2 separate regions of the Homo sapiens genome follow, and region 1 is linked to region 2. Evidence: chromatin loops called from intact Hi-C (ENCODE). Cell type or tissue: endothelial cell of umbilical vein. All regions are shown on one strand. Links, peaks and the distances in the headings refer to the core of each region. The heading gives the core; the rest is flanking DNA. Region 1 holds the start of LOC107985534 (a long non-coding RNA gene). Region 2 has its middle 13 kb from the start of LINC01638.

What was found. Peaks named below come from ENCODE experiments on the same cell type or tissue, not always from the same donor. Only the 100,000 strongest peaks of a DNase experiment are listed, where the experiment ranks them.
Region 1: a loop joins it to region 2, with 4 times the contacts of the local background. A loop is called at or near these places in 2 of 110 quality-filtered maps.

What each region holds. Positions count from the first base shown.
Region 1 is chr22:27,130,780-27,139,110 of GRCh38, reverse strand. It overlaps LOC107985534 (a long non-coding RNA gene), which reads right to left and starts at 911. Exons shown (of 3, transcript XR_001755607.2): 1 at 346-911. RefSeq lists enhancers at 4,410-4,704, 3,831-5,030, 4,050-5,115. In endothelial cell of umbilical vein, for the core only: no CTCF peak of the experiment used is centred there; DNase peaks (open chromatin) are centred at 4,580 and 7,960; H3K27ac peaks cover 1,726 bases.
Region 2 is chr22:27,207,668-27,215,998 of GRCh38, reverse strand. No RefSeq gene overlaps it. Among named protein-coding and RNA genes, the nearest start is that of LINC01638, 13 kb to the left of the region's middle. In endothelial cell of umbilical vein, for the core only: no CTCF peak of the experiment used is centred there; a DNase peak (open chromatin) is centred at 3,238; H3K27ac peaks cover 1,193 bases.

The sequences.
Region 1 (8,331 bases), core at 51-8,050, 77 kb after region 2:
GAGAAACAGGCAAGGATGGGGGCCAAATGGGCCTTTTTGTTATAAAGGACCTCACCACCCCTGTCCTCTGTGACAGCATCTCAGTCCCCAGCCCCATCTTGTCTCAGCCAGGTTGATCTAGCTTAGACAGCAGTCTGCAGCTTCCCAAACTTAGAGCATTCTGCCTGAGAATGCTAGGAGAAACTCTGTCTTGTTCATTAATTCACTAGAAAACTAATTATTGATCGCCTGCTGTATGCAAAGCACTGAGTATGCAGCACAGAACAAGACACTCTAGAAGCCAAGCTGGGAGTCAGAAACACAGGCTTCAAATCCTCCCTCCACCTTGAACCTCTGCAAACTCACCTTTCCAGGTCTTCGTTTCTTCTCCTGTAAAATGGAGATCTTCTTCACCTCCACATCACAGCGTTGGTGGGAGGATGCAGTGAGATGTACATGAAGCAGCTGCTGCAGTCAGCTCCTGGGCCCTGACGGGGGTTCATTACCCAGGAAAAGCATGGAACATGGGAACTGGTGGGTGAGGAGAGAGAGCTGCCGGTCTCAGTCAGTGGCTCTTAACTCGGGTTGATTTTGTCCCCAGGGGACATTTGAAAATCTTTTTGCCTTACATAATTTGAGACGGGGGATGCTATCGCCATCTAATAGGTAGAGGCCGGGGATGCTGCTCAACATCCTACAATGTACAGGACAGCCTCACGCCCCGCTCCCGAGAATCATCTGCCCCTATGTGTCATTAGTGCTGAGGTGGAGAAGTCCTGGGCTATGTGGACACTGCCTGTACCAGGCTGCAGAGAGGGGCCTCGGTCCTAAGCTCAGCCTGCCTGTGCAGACAGCACCCCACCCCCTAGCTGCCTGGGACACCGAGGGGCTGAGCCTGCACCCGCCCCTGCCTGGCCAGATGGCTCCTTTGTCCTGGGCAAGGGGCGGAGGTGCCTTTATCTCCAAACAGACGCCCCACCCTAAAGTACCATCCCTGGGTGTTTATTTTCCAAGCTGGCCCCGGCCCTGCCAGGAGTTGTGGGCTCCCAGCACCGACCACTCTGCTCTCAGCTGGCGTGCACCTACCCATCACTGCGCTGTGACCGCAGCCGTATCCCGCTTGATTCCCTCCTCTGTCTCTCTCATCGGCTACAGCAGCTGAGCCAGCAGGAATTGTTCCACCCAGCTGCTGAGAAGCAGCCAGCAGCAGCAATGTGGGCCATCCCTGGCTTCCCAGCAAAGGCTCTCAGGGGCTGAGGGCCTATGGAAGTCATCTGAGTAGGAAGAGAGCACCTGGCTCTGCCAGGCCAGGAGGCTCCCAGATTGAGACTTGTCCTGTCTGAGTTGACTGAGTACTTCTCAGCTTCTGCCAGCCACTGAGCCTCACGAGAGAATCTGGGTACCTGTCTAGCTCACCTCCCACCTAAAGAGGAAGGGCCCTTTAGGATTTCTCTCAAAGCGGGAACCTCCATGTCTGGTCTATTTCCTGCCCCCTGAACATAGCTAGGGGCACACAGCAGGTCTCAGAATTGGTGTACAACATCCTTTCTCCGGAGTTTCCGGAATCCAGGCTTATCTGGGGTGCCCTACTAAGGCAGGGCACTGAGGAGACTACCTGGAGCAGAGCCCAGCGCATAGTAGGTCTCCAGTCAACACTTACTCGTGAATGAAGGAATGCACACACGCATGTAAGGAGACTTATTTTTACCCAGCTTTGCATCGGATTTGCTGTGGGACTTTGAGCAAGTAGCTTTCCATCTCAGGCTTCAATGTACCAGTCCGCGCAATGGAGCTCATTCTTTCCTGTTGAGCAAATTCTGAAGACAAGGCAAAGGTTTTTGACGTTGGGTGGGGGAGGGGTCTGTCACTGAGACAGACCCCTGTGAAATAAATCACAACACCATGTTTGCACTGCACATCTTCATCTACAGTGTGACAGTTAACTTCAACCTCAGAAAGGCTGACCTTAAGCTAGTTGCATCACCTGTATTTGTTAACTGTTGCTGTGTAACAAATTATCCCAACATTTTGCGTCTTAAAACAACCTGCCTTCATTATCCCACAGTTTCTCAGGGCCAAGATTCTGTGAGTGGCTTAGCCGAGTGGTTCTGGCTCAGTGTCTCTCATGAAGTTGTCGGCAAGCTTCTGGCTGAGGCTGTGGTCTCTGAAAATGTGATGGAGGCTGAAGGACCCAAGCTCATTCAAGCGGCTGTTGGCTGGAGGCTTCAGTTCCTCCCCATGTAGGCTTGTCCACAGAGCTACTCATAGCACAGCTTTCCCCAGAGTGGGTGGTTCATGAGAGAGGCAGGAGAGGGAAAGCATGATGGAGGCTACAGTCTTTTTATAACCTAACCTTGGAGGTGGCATGCCATTACAGCCATCATACTCCAGTGGCCACACAGCCTGGGAAGATGTGAACACCGGGAGGTGGGTGTCTTATTGAGCCATCTGGGAAGCTGGTGGCCATATGGTTCAATCTAGAGTTTGTGTCAAGCCATAGAGAGCAGAAGGCAGAGGAGAGAGGGCAAAGTCTTTTCACCAATATCAGGATAGGTCTGAAAAAGGGGAAGGAGATGGCATTTTTCTTTTTCTTTTTCTTTTTCTTTTTTTTTGTACATGCCGTATGTCAAGCACCATCCCAGGCTATTTTTGTGCATTATTTTATTTTCCCCTCACAGCTAACCCAGTAAAATCACTGCCATTTTTCAGATGAGGAAACAGAGATCACACCCACAACTGGTAAGAGATGGAGGTGGGTTTTGAACCTGAAAGTGACTGGGACCACCTTTCCAACTCTGGAGCTGACCACCCTACCCCCTGCTGTGGGAAAATTGCTGGAAGAGCAGGACAGTGGGTCCGGGTTTCTGTTTGTTATTCTAGAACAACAGAAAAGTCAAGAATCTTCCAACAAGGGTGCTGGAAAACCCTTTGGGAAGGAATGCCAGTGATTCCTTTGTAAAGTGCTTTCCCACCCATTGTGTCTTGGAGAAGTATCCTTGTTCCGAGGTTGCAGGTGGGAAAACTGAGGATAGGGTTGAAGCAGTGGAAGGGGATGGCATTTTTCTTCTTTTGAGTACCTGCCATATGTCAAAACTGAGATTGACATCCCCAGGATCTCCCAGTTCTAAGTACACCTTCTGCCCCCAACCTACCCAGGCTCCCTCCTGATGCCTAGTTCATATCTATGTTCCCCTACAGGCGTGTCTATCTAGGACTTATGTGCTCAGTAGAACAGCCCCACAGATTAACCTTGACCCTGGACCCATGACTCAAGGCATACCTTAAATTCCTCCAGACATTCCCAGAAATAAATCCAGTTATTTGACTGTGTGTGTGTGTGTCACAGGGGACCTCTCCCAATGTCTAAGATGGGCTTAAGCCAGGATTCTATTTATTCTATTTGAGCATCTGCTGAGACGATTTTGTTAGATGCCTACATGACTGAGGACTTAAAAACCGAGAAGAGAGGCTGGGTACAGAGGGTGAGGGAGGATTTTCCCATTGGAGGTCCCTTCACTATCTCTTTTGAGAAGTCTTAATCCCTTAATCACTTTTATTAATCTCATAACAATCTTTCCAACATCAGTTACATCCTTCTTATCTTGGTTAAGCATTTTGGTGAACTCAGAGCTTCTTGTCACTTAGGGACTTTTTCCTTCTGCTTAAGGCATCTGCTCTTACACAGTGTCTCTCCCTCCCTCCCCCTTCCCTTCTCTTTCTCCCTCTCCCCCTTCTTCTCACTCTCTTTTCTATCTCATTCTCTTTCTTCTCTCTCTTTCCCTCTCTTTTCTCTCTTCCTCTCTTCTTTCTCTCCCCTCTCTTCTCTCTCTCTCTCTTTTTCTCCCTCCTTTCCTTTTTCCAACTATACTGTTACAATCCAACAACTCTTGAATTTCAGAGCCAGCAGTAACTTTCTAGACCAGCCAGCATACATTTCTCATTTTACAGCTGGAAAAGCCAGGACTCCCTGAATTTAATTAACTCATTCAAGGCCTCACTGCAGCTACAAGCGAGTCCATGAACGCCCGCTGGAAACAATGAAGCCCCTTGTAAGTGCGAGCACTTAACCCTAACCCACACCATCTCTGTTGACCCTCACAAATGCCTCAGAGGTGGATTCTACCATTGGACTCATTTTAGAGCAGAGGAAACTGAGGCAGAGCAGGGGAAGTCACTCACCCCCACACAGCTCAGCACAGGCACAGCCCAGAGATTGGAGCCCGGGCATTCTGACTTTGGGGCCCAAGCTCCCAATAGCAAGTCCTCTCCACAATGCCTAGGTATCTTTCCCCGCAGAGGCAGTGAGCTGATGCACAAATGGCGGTGAAACAGGCCCCATTACCAAATGAACTGAAGGTGTTGAGGGCTCATGATGGGGTCATTGCCCCACTCTCTGGTTGGAAACTCCAAAACCCCTGCATGGGGTTCCCCCAGCCCAGTTCAGGGTCTTTCTATCTACCAGACCCTGTGACTGTGACTTCTTTTACCTACCCAAAGCTCAGCCCTTCCACAGGGTGCAATGGGACAAGTCAGACATCAGAAAGCTGGGTGGGTCCCAGGCCTGACCACACCTCTTACTCACTGTAGCTGACTCATTCCTCTCCGGGTGTTACTTCCCTTATTTCTCAACTGAAAACATGTATCTTCAAATATCCATCAGCTGCAGCGGCCTTTTGGAAATAAAATACCATGTGGAAAGCCAATAGGAAAAGCCCATTAAAGAAAGCTGGGCTGGAAGTGGGCATTCTATGGGGAGGTGCGGGGAATGCCCACATTCCCATCTTCCCATCCCCTTCCAGGGACCCAGGACACAGTCGGAGCCTGGAGACACAGGTTTGAAGCTATAGACAAGATATATCTGTGTGTTCCATGGCTGATATTTTGTGAGCTTATAGACACCCCCGATCCTCCTCCAAACCTAGGGTGGGAAGAAGGCTGTTCCCGAGGGCGTTGCTCTCCAAACGATTCCAGAATCAGCAGACTCACAGACATGAACCCCTGAGGCATGCTCTTGCCCCATCCCCTCTGCCCTCCCTGGTGACTGCATACCTCCCCCTTCACCTCTGTTCTCTCCTGCTCGCCTCTTTTCCTCTTTGTCTGCCTGACAAGAAGCTGGTGAGGGCGAAGATGGAAAACCAACTGCCGAACTTAGAAAATAAAAACACCCCAGCCGGCTTTATTAATCTCCTGAAATATGCTCTCCAATTGCTGCCAAGCCGAAAGGGCTTGTGTTTTCCCCTAGAACATCGTAAAAAAGTAGAAATGTTTACAAGGATGACTGGAAAATAGTGCAGTAGATCTTTCTGGTAATGTACAAGGTGATGCAGTAATTGCTATGGAAACTAGTCATTATAATTCAATAAAAAGGGAGAAAAAAGTTAAGTTCATTGGGTTACCTATGACTCTATCGTCACATTCTTTACATATATTAGCATAAAATCAGTCCCACTTTTATTCGCAGGGTTTTCACTGGCTCTGCCTTCACAAAAATGTTTGTACGGTTCGGCACAGATGAAGCCCTAAAGGAGACAAGAAAGCTCACTTTGCAAGAAATCTCTCTATATTTATTTTTCCTGGGCGAACTATTTGATGTTTCGGCACAAATGTGCATGCAGGGTCCAAAAGAGAACGTAGCTTGTGCGTGAGGATTGCTGCCCCGTGCATTAGAGGAAGAGCTTTACTGCTCTTAGGGCCCCTGGGATGTGACAGGAAGGGAAGTCTTCTTGCAGGAGAGATGCAACTTGCTGAAACAAAAAGAAAGATGCAAAGTCACTTGACTTATTGCACGTCTGAGGGCTGAGCAGCTTGGGGACACCATCAGAGGGACTAGCCCCCGCGATGCCTTGGGTTGCCACCCTCACGAACACCCCCACCCGCCTGCCAGGTTGTGCAGCCGCACCCAGGCATTTCATACTAAGTACATCATACACAACTTGGGAAGTAGATCTGGACCCAAGGCGATTGTGATACCAGAAGTGGAAATAACCCCGTGGGTGAGGCAGGAAACAATGATTGCTCGAATACCTATTTCTGGCAAAGGGAGATAAAGGAGTGATTCTAAGTGGCTGGTGCACGTGCATGTGTGCTGGGGGATGAAGAGGATTAAGATGAAAAACATCATCCCTGTCCACCAGAAAGCTTGCAAATCTCGATGTAATTAAGAGCCCAGAGCCAGCAGACCAGGGTGAGAAGGCAGGTGGGTGTTCGTCTGGCTCTAGACATGTCACTTGGATGAGGTGAGCTGGTTCACCTCTCCAAGCCTCCCTAATTGTGCAGGTCATTACACTATTGTCTCCTAGTTCCAAACTCACCCTTTTATACTCTGCCTTCCGGTACCCGGGCTAGGATTCTGTGCCCTGTATTGCCGCTGGGCCTGCTGGGCCTCTGTAAGCCTCTGCCCATAGCAGGTGCTAGAGGTAACCCTGAGGCAGATGTCAGGAAAAGGGACATGCTTGTCCCTCTTTGCTTGCAGTTTCTTTTTTTCTTTCCTTCCTTCCTTCCTTCCTTCCTTCCTTCCCTCCCTCCCTCCTTCTCTTCTTCCCTCCTTCCCTCCTTCCTTCCTTCCTTCCCTTCTTTCTTTCTTTTTTTCTTTCTTTCTTTCTCTCTCTCTCTTTCTCTTTCTTTCATTTTTCTGTTTTCTTTGTTGTTGTTTTTAGAGACAAGGTCTCACTCTTTTGCCCAGACTGGAGTGCAGTGGTGCTGTTATAGCTCACTGCAGCCTCGAACTCTGGAGCTTAAGCCATTCTCCTGCTTCCATCTGCTGAGCAGCTGGGACCACAGGTGCATGCCACCACGCCTGGTGTTTTTATTTTCTTAGAGATGGGTCTCACTATGTTGCTCAGGCTGGTCTCAAACACCTGGTCTCAAGCAATTTTTCCTCCTTGGCTTCCCGAAGTGCAGGATTGCACACCTCAGCCATCACACCTGGCCTGCCTGCAGGTTCTGTCAGCATGACGGAAGCAGTGGCTCATCATCCCAGCCATGACAGTCGGTTCCTGGGCAGTTTTTTTTTCACTATGACAAGTGGCCTTGCATATCAACTCTTCAGAAGTCAGTGCCCAAGCTCTGCATGGCCCCTCATCTGGGCTCTTGAGTGCCAGCGGAGTTCTGGTTCTTCCTTCAGGCTTTTTTCCCCCAACTTCTCCCTTTGCTCTTTCATCCCAAGAAAGGCAGCTGCTCCCCACAGTTACTGTCTCTGCTTCCCCCTCATCTCTTCTTTGTGCTTTTCCAGTTTGTCAACACCAGGTCCCTATATTAAACTCACCCTATTAGAATACCTGGCATGGTTTCTGTTTTGTAATTGTGGTCTTTGCCATTGAAAGTAAGGGCAAAGACCACGATTACTTGTGCACCAACCTAATTCTTTGGGTCTCACCTCTTCTAATCCAGCCTCCATCTAGTGTCTGGAACAATCTTTCTGATTACAGTTTGATCAGATCACTGCCTGGAAGGGGTAAATTCCTAGGCTCTTGGCTGTCAGAGCCTCTCTCCCACCCACAGCAGACATCCTCTGTCCATCATATTTATCTTGAGCATGGACACACCCTCAGCATCCTTCTTAACACAATGCCTCAGGACAGAACTATTCGTGCTCCGAGTTGACAGGTGATATGAAGCCTATTGTCCAACCTTTCCCCGGAGGGTAAGTCCTATCTCTGAGCTATGACCCATGAGAACTATTTGGTTATTTATCTCATGTTTATTTAGTGTTTATTATATATCAGGCATTCTACTGCCTTGCCATGTAGAATCTTCCGAGAGAAACCCATCTAGTTAATGCAGTCTCCCACATGGGTAGCTTTATATTTGTTTTTGTCCAAAAGAGCCCACCTTGCATACTTGGATCCACGGTAATACCTAGAGGAATTCTTCAACGGAAACTTAATGAAGTCAACACGAAAGAATTCTTTGAGAATGACTGAATCCCCTCTCTGGAAGAACTCTACTGATAATTTCAGCATAATTATACATAACAGACTCCAAGTGGCACACGGTAGACCTCTAATATGATTGCTAATTATGTCCACATTAAGTCATTGATAGAAATCCTTATCTGCATGTGGCTGTGAGTCACAGGCTCTATTCTGTGACAAATTGAAGTCTTTTCTCCACATTCTGCTGTTCTTTTTTGATGTCTTCCACAGTGGTCTTGAGTTTGTCCTCTGCCAGCACCCCTCCAAGGGACACACTGCAGGATGTAAGTGAGGGCAATGAGTAGATACAGTAAAATAACAGGAAATAGGGCCGGGCGCGGTGGCTCACGCCTGCAATCCCAGCAGTTTGGGAGGCCAAAGTGGGAGGATTGCCTGAGCTCAGGAGTTCACAACCAGCCTGGGCAACATGATGAAACCC
Region 2 (8,331 bases), core at 56-8,055:
TGGGCCATGAGTGTATCTGTCAACCTGGAACAAGAAGAGAACTACTATTTAGATAACTATTTGCTGCACCTCCCAAATGTCTGGGGCTTTACCTGGCTTGCCTCCTTGTGTCCCCCAACCCAGCCACTTAAGAATAGGTATTATTATTTTTATTTCCATTTCAGAGATGAAGGAGTGAAGGCTCAGAGGGGGAAGGTGACTTGCCCAGGGCTACACAGTGAGGAATGGTCAGAGCTGGGATGAGGACTTGGCACTGAATCCAGTGCTTATGCCAGCCAATAAGTAGACCCCTGCCTGACACAGGCTATGGGAATAAAATTTGTCTGAAGATGCACTGGGAGGCAGTGGAAGCTGATGGTTAGCTCAGGGCCTCTGGCATCAGAGTTTCTGCTTTATTTCCCAGCCATCCAGTTTTCACTAGCTGTAGGGCTAGTGAAGCGATGTACAGTCTCTGGGACTCAGTTTCCTTATCTGTAAAATGGGGACACAAGTAGTACATTCTTCCCTGGATTGATCTAAAAATTGAATGGCATCAAGGCTTTAGAGAAACTAATTGAGTCCATAAATATTCCATCAACTCTAGGGGGTTTGATAACTCACAGGAGGCTCTTGGAGGCAGAAAATATATGAGCTTTCAATGGTGGAAGCCCAGCTGTTGCATAGGTCAGATGTAAGAGACCAGTCGAATCTGGTTGCAGAATTCCATGCCCTCTTTAGCAACCTCCTTAAGGAGCCTCCTCCTCCCAAGATTGCTTAGAGGAAATTACAAGTCACTGCCCAGAGCGTGGTAGCAGACATCTTCCGCAGGGTCACGCTGTCACCACATAGCGTGATGGTTCTGTGCTAAGCACTTTACATACTTTATCCTACAGGGTCTTAACTACAACCCCTGAGTGAGATCTCTTAGCTTTGCCATTTTATGGGTGAGCAAGTAGAGGTCAGAGAGGCAAGATCCTTTGTTCAAATTACAACAGCTGGCAAGCAATGGAGGCCAGGATGGAGCTCAGGAGCCCAACGGTCCATCCACCATCACCTGAGCTAAGAAATGTGAATTTTTTTCCTACAAATACCCGAGGAAGGTACCGAAGACAGCTTCGTTGCCCTGGGCAGATGGTCACCGCTTGGCCCTGCCTGGTCACAGCTAGTCAGCTAGACTGGATGCTTCTTTGTTTTTCTACAGGACATTCATGTCTCAAGGGACACCAAATCTAGAGACTCCACACTCCACAAAACCTCCAGCCTAGTCCCCCAAATTCAACCACAGCCTCGTTCAAAATAGCCTGTCTCTGGAACACACTGTCCAGCTGCTCCAGACCTTGCAATATTCAGGAAGTCATCTATACCTTAAATAATAATAATAATAGAAAAGTAATAAAGAATGAAATCAAGTGACTTTACCCTGGATACCAGGCCACGTTAGCTCATGGCCCGGTTTTCTGGGTCAGGGACAGGGGTTGTGTGTGATACTCTTATGCAAGGCATTTGGCGGCAGAGAAACTCTAGTTCCTAAAGATTATTATTTTAACTAACCCAGTGTTGACGTGTCCAAAGGCAGCGGGAGGCTCTGAAGGGTTTTCCAAGAAAGCGTGTGTTTCTTGGGGTTATTTTTTCAGACTCAAGTTCAGGGAGGGGGCTGTTTTGCTCAACTCATGTTTCTGGAAAAACAGGCACTTGGAAAGAGTTGGCCAAGGCAGGCAGGATGTGGAATGGAGAGCTGTGGGCCTGCGGGGAGGGGACGGAGGAGGCAGCCGGGAGAAGGGCCGGCACCCTTTGCTCAGTCTCTTCTTGAGCTGGACCTTGGGAGCCTGGCCATCCCCGACCAAAGGAAGAGGCTGCTAGAAGATGAAAGCTGATTGCAGTCTCTGTGGCCTCACTCTTGAGAAATATGCTTCAATCACTTGGCCTTTCCCTGGAGCAGGGATGACGACAGAGGAGAGGTGGACAGACACCATCTTGGTTGGCTTTTAGGCCAACCAAGCCAAGGGTTGCTTCTCATGGAGTGCTGTCTAGATATCGCTGACTCATTGTGTGCCTCGGTTTCCCCTCTGGGCTCAAGAGCTTTGAGCATGCTTTGTGTAACCCAGTCCCTGCTTGTCCCTGCAGGTTCATTCCACGTCACTCTCTTCTTCACGGGCTGGGGTCCAACCCCACTCACCATCCCTCGGACCCCAGAAGGCCCACGGTCCTGCCAGCCTTGAGGCCTTCCCTTCTGCCTGGAACCCTTCTCTTTGCTCCTAACCTACCTCTGTCGTCTTCCTGGCACCACTTGAATATCACCTCCTCGGGAAGCCTTCCCTGATCTCCCAAACTGAGCCAGGGCCTCCCTTGTTCTAGCATTCTGTATTTCCTTGGAGCACATTTCATAATTTAATTCTATAATTCCTTTTCCAGTGTCTACCTCTCTCACTGACTCTGAGGCCCATGAGGAGAGAAACCACGTCCTTCTCATTTACTGTGGTTTCCTTGGCTTCTCGCCTGACATACAAAAGGTGCTCAGTGAGCGAATGGAAACACCTCCCAAGCAGGGCTCACAGCCGTGGGTGTCCCAACCCAAGTGCAAAGGCAGAGCTCAGATTTGTCCTGCTGGACCCCAGGACACCAGGCAGGTACCAGACAGGTGATGGACAGATGGAGATGAGTTCTTCTACACCTTCTTAAGATTATGCAGAAAGCCACACTCTAGGGATAAATATATCCCACCCACCTTCATTATATGGTGATCACCAGTCAAAAGAGGTCATGTGCCTCAAAAGAAAGGTCTTTATTTGGTCTGTGAAGACCAGTCATTCCATCCCAAGGACTCCCTTCTTCCTCAAGGTTCCTTTATTCCCTCGTGTTCCCTGGCTTCCTTTCAGAATCCAATGGGGACAGAGACTTCGACAGACTCCCCACAGGGTCTCATGAGGAGACTCCTGTGTGTTCTCACTTCTCCCCTGCTCCTGGAGCCATTGCTCCCCTGAGACCCACAACTCTTTCAAGCTCAGAGGTGAGTCATCCATGCATCACGTGTCTTGGTGAATGTCAAGTGTCTCCTGCTTTAGAGCCTTGAGCCCTGGACTTTGTTTTATGGGGTTTGGCTGTCTGGGGCCGCCGACGATTTCATCCATCAACTCAGGATCGCTCCAACACTAATGCTGAATTTATAGAAGTGGTTAAACAAAGTGTTGACAATAGGGACCGCGTGTTTCTGATTAACACTGCAATTCCAAGGGAAGCTGCCAAGTGTGGGGAAGTCAGTAAAACACAGCAGCGATTTCCCAGGCTCAGTGAGTTGGGGATTTGACATCACGGGATTAACAGATGTTGCGCAAGGAACTTGCAAAGCATTGGGAGGCATTGCTCGACAGAACAGCACAGGCTTATATACAAACCGGAGTTGTTCCTTCCTGTCTTTCTTCCTTTTGCTTTTTTTTTTTTTTTCCTGAGAGATTAAATCTGAATCCTCTTTCAGCCTTAAGAGTTTCCATCAGGAATTGCTGTCAGCTTCAGCAATGCTCCCAGAATCCTGTCCTTACTCCTTTCTGAGAGTGAACAGTAACACTGGCTAACATTTATCAAAAACTTACTGGGGTACCAGATACTTCTACAAATCATCTCCTGTCATCTGCACGGGGAAGCAGGGACTGTGATGATCTACACTTTAAAGCTAATGTTTTAGTCTGAAACGGTCGAAGACTCACAAGAAGTTGCAAAATCAGGACAAAGGGTTCTCAGGTTCCCTTCCCCCAGCATCCTCCGATGATAATATCCTATATGACCATAGTACATTGTCAAAGCCAGGAAATCAGCTTTGGTCCAATGCCACACATCTTATGCAGCTTGTATCCAGTGTGTACATGCATTTAGAAAAATAGTCCTATGATATTTTAGCACATGTTTAGGTTAGAGCAACCACCACCGCATGAGAATACAGAATTTTTCTCTCCCCTCGATAAAATTCCCTTGGGTTACCCTATCATAAACTTACGCTTTCTTCCGCCCTAAGCTCTGGAAGTCATTGAGCTGTTCCCCATCACTATAAGTTAGTCACTTTAAGAATGTCATATAAATGGAACTATACAGTATACAGCCTCTGAGGTTGACTTTTTTCACTCAGCACAATGCCCTTGAGATCCGTCCATGTGGCTAGAGGTATCAACGATTCATTTCTTCTTGCTGCTGGTCAGTATTCCTTTGTATAGATGTACCGTGCTTTATCTATCCACCTGTCGAAGGACATCTGGTGGTTTTCAGTTTGTGACTATTGTGGATAAAGTGCTACGAACATGCATGTAAAGGTTTTTCTGTGATGATCTGCACCCAGCAGATGAGGAGATGGAGGCAAGAGAGGGGAAGTGACTTGCCCAAGCTCTCATAGCCAGCACTTGTAATGAAGATTTGAACCCAGGTAGTCACTCCAGAGGCTTCATGCTTAACCACCTCCAAGACTGAAAATCTTGTAGGTAAGAATAATCAACCCTAAAAGATTAGTTAACACACCAGAAAGATGTGCTGTGTTTATCAGTGGATCCATTTTCTCACAAGAGTACGCCACATGCCCCTTGCAAAGACAGTTTAAGCATCAAAATCTGGAGTCAAAGTCTGGCCCTCGGCTTGGTATGTAGGGATCTTCCCAATCCAGCCTCTACTGGTCTTCAGTTCTCACCTCTTGCCATCCTTCTCTGGCTGAGCAGAATGCTGTTTGCTATTTCCCCTCAAACAGCCCCTGAGATTCCAGCCTCCTTGATTCTGCTCACACCATCCGTTTGCCCAAAATACCCCTCTCTCTATGTCCACAAACTCTCTTCTGTTAGTAGGTGCCTCTGTGGAAAGACTGGTCCATCCTCATCCCACTCCTCTGGAAGGTCTTGGCTCCCATGAATATTTATCTATTTCCATAAACACAAATATATCCATTAAGCAAAGCTTCTCAAGGGCCGAGGATGTGGAAGGCACTGAGCTGAAGCTTGGGAAGCAGAAATAAATAATCTATAGTCTGTGAGCTCAACTGTCAAGTTCCTCAGTCTGCAGACATAGAAAGACATACCGCATGGAGAGATGAATGGAGGGCAATGGAGGGGGAAAAGTGCTAGGCTTGGAAGGTTGGAGCCCCAGATTCAAGTCCCGGATGGCTCCTATCTGGTGGCGGAACCTCCCTGGACTTGTTTCCCACCCTCTGCTCTGTCTTTCTTACAGAGGGGCTATGAACAGGCATGGAGTTAATTCATGATGCAAACATACTTTCTCCCTGGGCTGGGCATCTGCAGTGAGGAGCTGGCCTCCTTCACTCGCCTGGGACAACCAGACCCAAGATCCCAGAGTCATCAAAAGCCAGTGCCATTGCAGCTGGCTGCATGGGAATCCGGGTGCTTCTTTGTCTGCAGGATGCATATCAGAGGACAGCGTCGGGTTGGAACAAGGGGAGTGAGAGAACAGAGGGCCCACAGGGAGGGACTGACCTTAAATGCGGCAGCTCCCTTCCGCCTTAGACCCAGAAACAGCCCCATCAGCCCCACACTCCCACCTGCAGCTCATCTTCCTCCAGGAACCTTTCATGCTTGTTCTGCATTTGATTTCCTCCCTCCAATGGCCTCCTGCTCCCCATAAAATTCAATCTCCTTTTGTTTTCAATTCAATTAAGGGCCAGTAATTCCACCCACAAGGCCACACATTGAAAGTGCAGTCAATAACCCGGCTGTGGTCAAAGGCAGACTGGCCTGAAGGGAGAGACTCACACAAGTCTCTTGAGTCCCAGCTGAGGAGTATTGGATGGGGCCTTGGGGAGAGAAAAGAGCCCCGATGGGAGTTAGTCTCGACTTCTAGGCTTGGCCGTGGCACCTACTCACCCATGACCTTGGGCAAGAGCTGGCCTCCCTGAGCTCAGTTTTCCCATTTGTTAAATGGGACCAAGAAAGTACTGTTTGTACTTTCTGCCCTGTTCTGACAGAGCTTGTAGCCCCATTCTGCCACTCACCCAAATATCATGGGTGTTATTTCAATACTAATTTAACGACTGATTACAAATATACCACACCCAGGAAGCCTGCTTGCAGGAACTTGTCCTCTAAAATATTTGTGCATTAGTTGGGTGTGGTGATATGCACCTATAGTCTCAGCTACTTGGGAGGATCTCTTGAGCCCAGGGGTTCGAGGCTGCAGTGAGCCATGACTGTGCCATTCACTCCAGCCTGGGTGATAGAGCAATACTCCAAGAAAAACAGAGAAAGAAAGAAAAGAAGGAAAGAAAGAAAGAAGGAAAGAAAGAAAGAAAGAAAGAAAGAAAGAAAGAAAGAAAGAAAGAAAGAAAGAAAGAAAGAAAGAGAAAATGAAAGAAAGAAAGAAAGAGGATCTTTGTGCAGATGTGCAAAGGTATTGATTTAAGGATGTCCATCATTTTGGGGGGATTTAGTACATTTTCTACTGCCATACTTTGGAATACCTTTCAGCTGTGAACAAGAATGGGAGTAGATTTACATGTACTGTTATGAAATGGCCAAAATATGTTATTAGGAGAAAGTTGCAGAAATTATATGTTTATATATAATATATATGCACATATGTAATATATACATATAATTTAGAGGAACATATATGAAACATATAGACATATAGATATGTATGTGTGTGTGTGTGTGTTTGAGTCAGAGTTTCACTCTTGTTGCCCAGGCTGGAGTACAATGGCACGATCTTGGCTCACTGCAAACTCTGCCTCCAGGGTTCAAGCGATTCTCCTGCCTCAGTCTCCCAAATAGCTGGGATTACAGGTGCCTGCCACCACGCCCAGCTAATTTTTTCTATTTTTAGTAGAGATGAGTTTTCACTATGTTGGCCAGGCTGGTCTCGAACTCCTGACCTCAGGCCATCCACCCGCCTTGGCCTCCCAGAGTGCTGGGATTACAGGCGTAAGCCACCGTACCTGGCCCTATGTTTCTTTAAGAAACAAACCAACATTACAAACAGTATATACATTGAAACAGCAAAATTGATACTTATGGGTGATGCCTGAAGCACATCCCATTTTTAAATAATAGGGTTTGGAGTGGGGAGAGGGGAGTTAAGCACTTTCAAGTTTTCCAAAGAGCATAAATTACTTTTATAATTAAAACATATATAAACCTATAAAATGAAATGAATCCCTACTTGTGGTTGAGAATCTGAGCCTTGCATTAAGGTAAAAAAAAAAAAAAAAAAAAAGAATATTTAATTCCCACAACTCAGCGATAACCACTGTTGACATTTTAATGTATTTCCTCACGGTCTTTTTCCTTATTCACGAACACGTATATTTTTATAATAAAGTTAGAATTACGCTTCATAGAAAATTTTGTAGCCTGTTCTTTCACTTAACGTTTTCACATAAGGGTTTTCCCAGATCATTAACATTTACCCTGTAATCATGCTAGGAGGCCCTGTGATGGTACGGCCCCCTGTATTTTCTCTAATCCCATGCATGTCCGAATTACCCATCCATTGCTTTGATTGGCTGGCTGCTCCCCCAGGGCAGGGACACAGCCATCCTATTCTTTGCTGTATTAACAGACCTTGCTCAGTTTCTTATCCTTAAAATGGGATAATAGCAGAGGTCCTCTCACAGGTCCTCCTAAGGATGAAAGGAGATGAAATACATAGCACATGGTTGTGGGTCAATAAATATTTGCTCAATAAGTAAATAAACAGAAGGGAGAATAAGTGAAAGTAAATATTTTTAAATAGGTGCAAACAGTGGCTGATGGGAAACCCTCTATGTCAAAGTCATGGGCTGTCTCTGTTTTCTTACCCTTAGGGATCACAGTGGTAAACGTCCTGGCATGACACATCTGTATGTAGGCTAGGCTCTGTGTCTTCTTCAAAACCTTTCAATTCTTTCCTGATGCTCTGAGTCACTCCAGGGTGGGAAATCAGGCCCTCACCAGAGCCTGGCTTTGAAAGCAGCCAAAACAAATTGTTGCGCTGGTCCCTGGAGGGGAGTGTCATTTCATCCACATAAGTGGCTTTTGACTGAAGCCAGGGAGTCAGTCACACAGCTTGGGAAAGACAGTATTTCCCAAGACAGCCTGTTGTGCAGGAGAGCCCGGGGGAGTGGCTGCGGGTGAGTTCCCAGGTGGGATCCATCCTTCGAGCCCCAGATTCCTTGACTCCCATAGTTGGGTAGACTGTAGTCAATATCTAATACAAGGTGCTGAGTCAGACATGTTTTGAGTCTTAGGTGAAAACTTCAAATGACAAAACCGTGCCTAGATCCCTCTTCACCACTTCTGGTGTGACTTTGGGCTCTGTGAACCTCAGTTTCTTATGCTTAAAATGGGATAATAGCAGAGGTCCTCTCACAGGTCATTGTGAGGATGAAAGGAG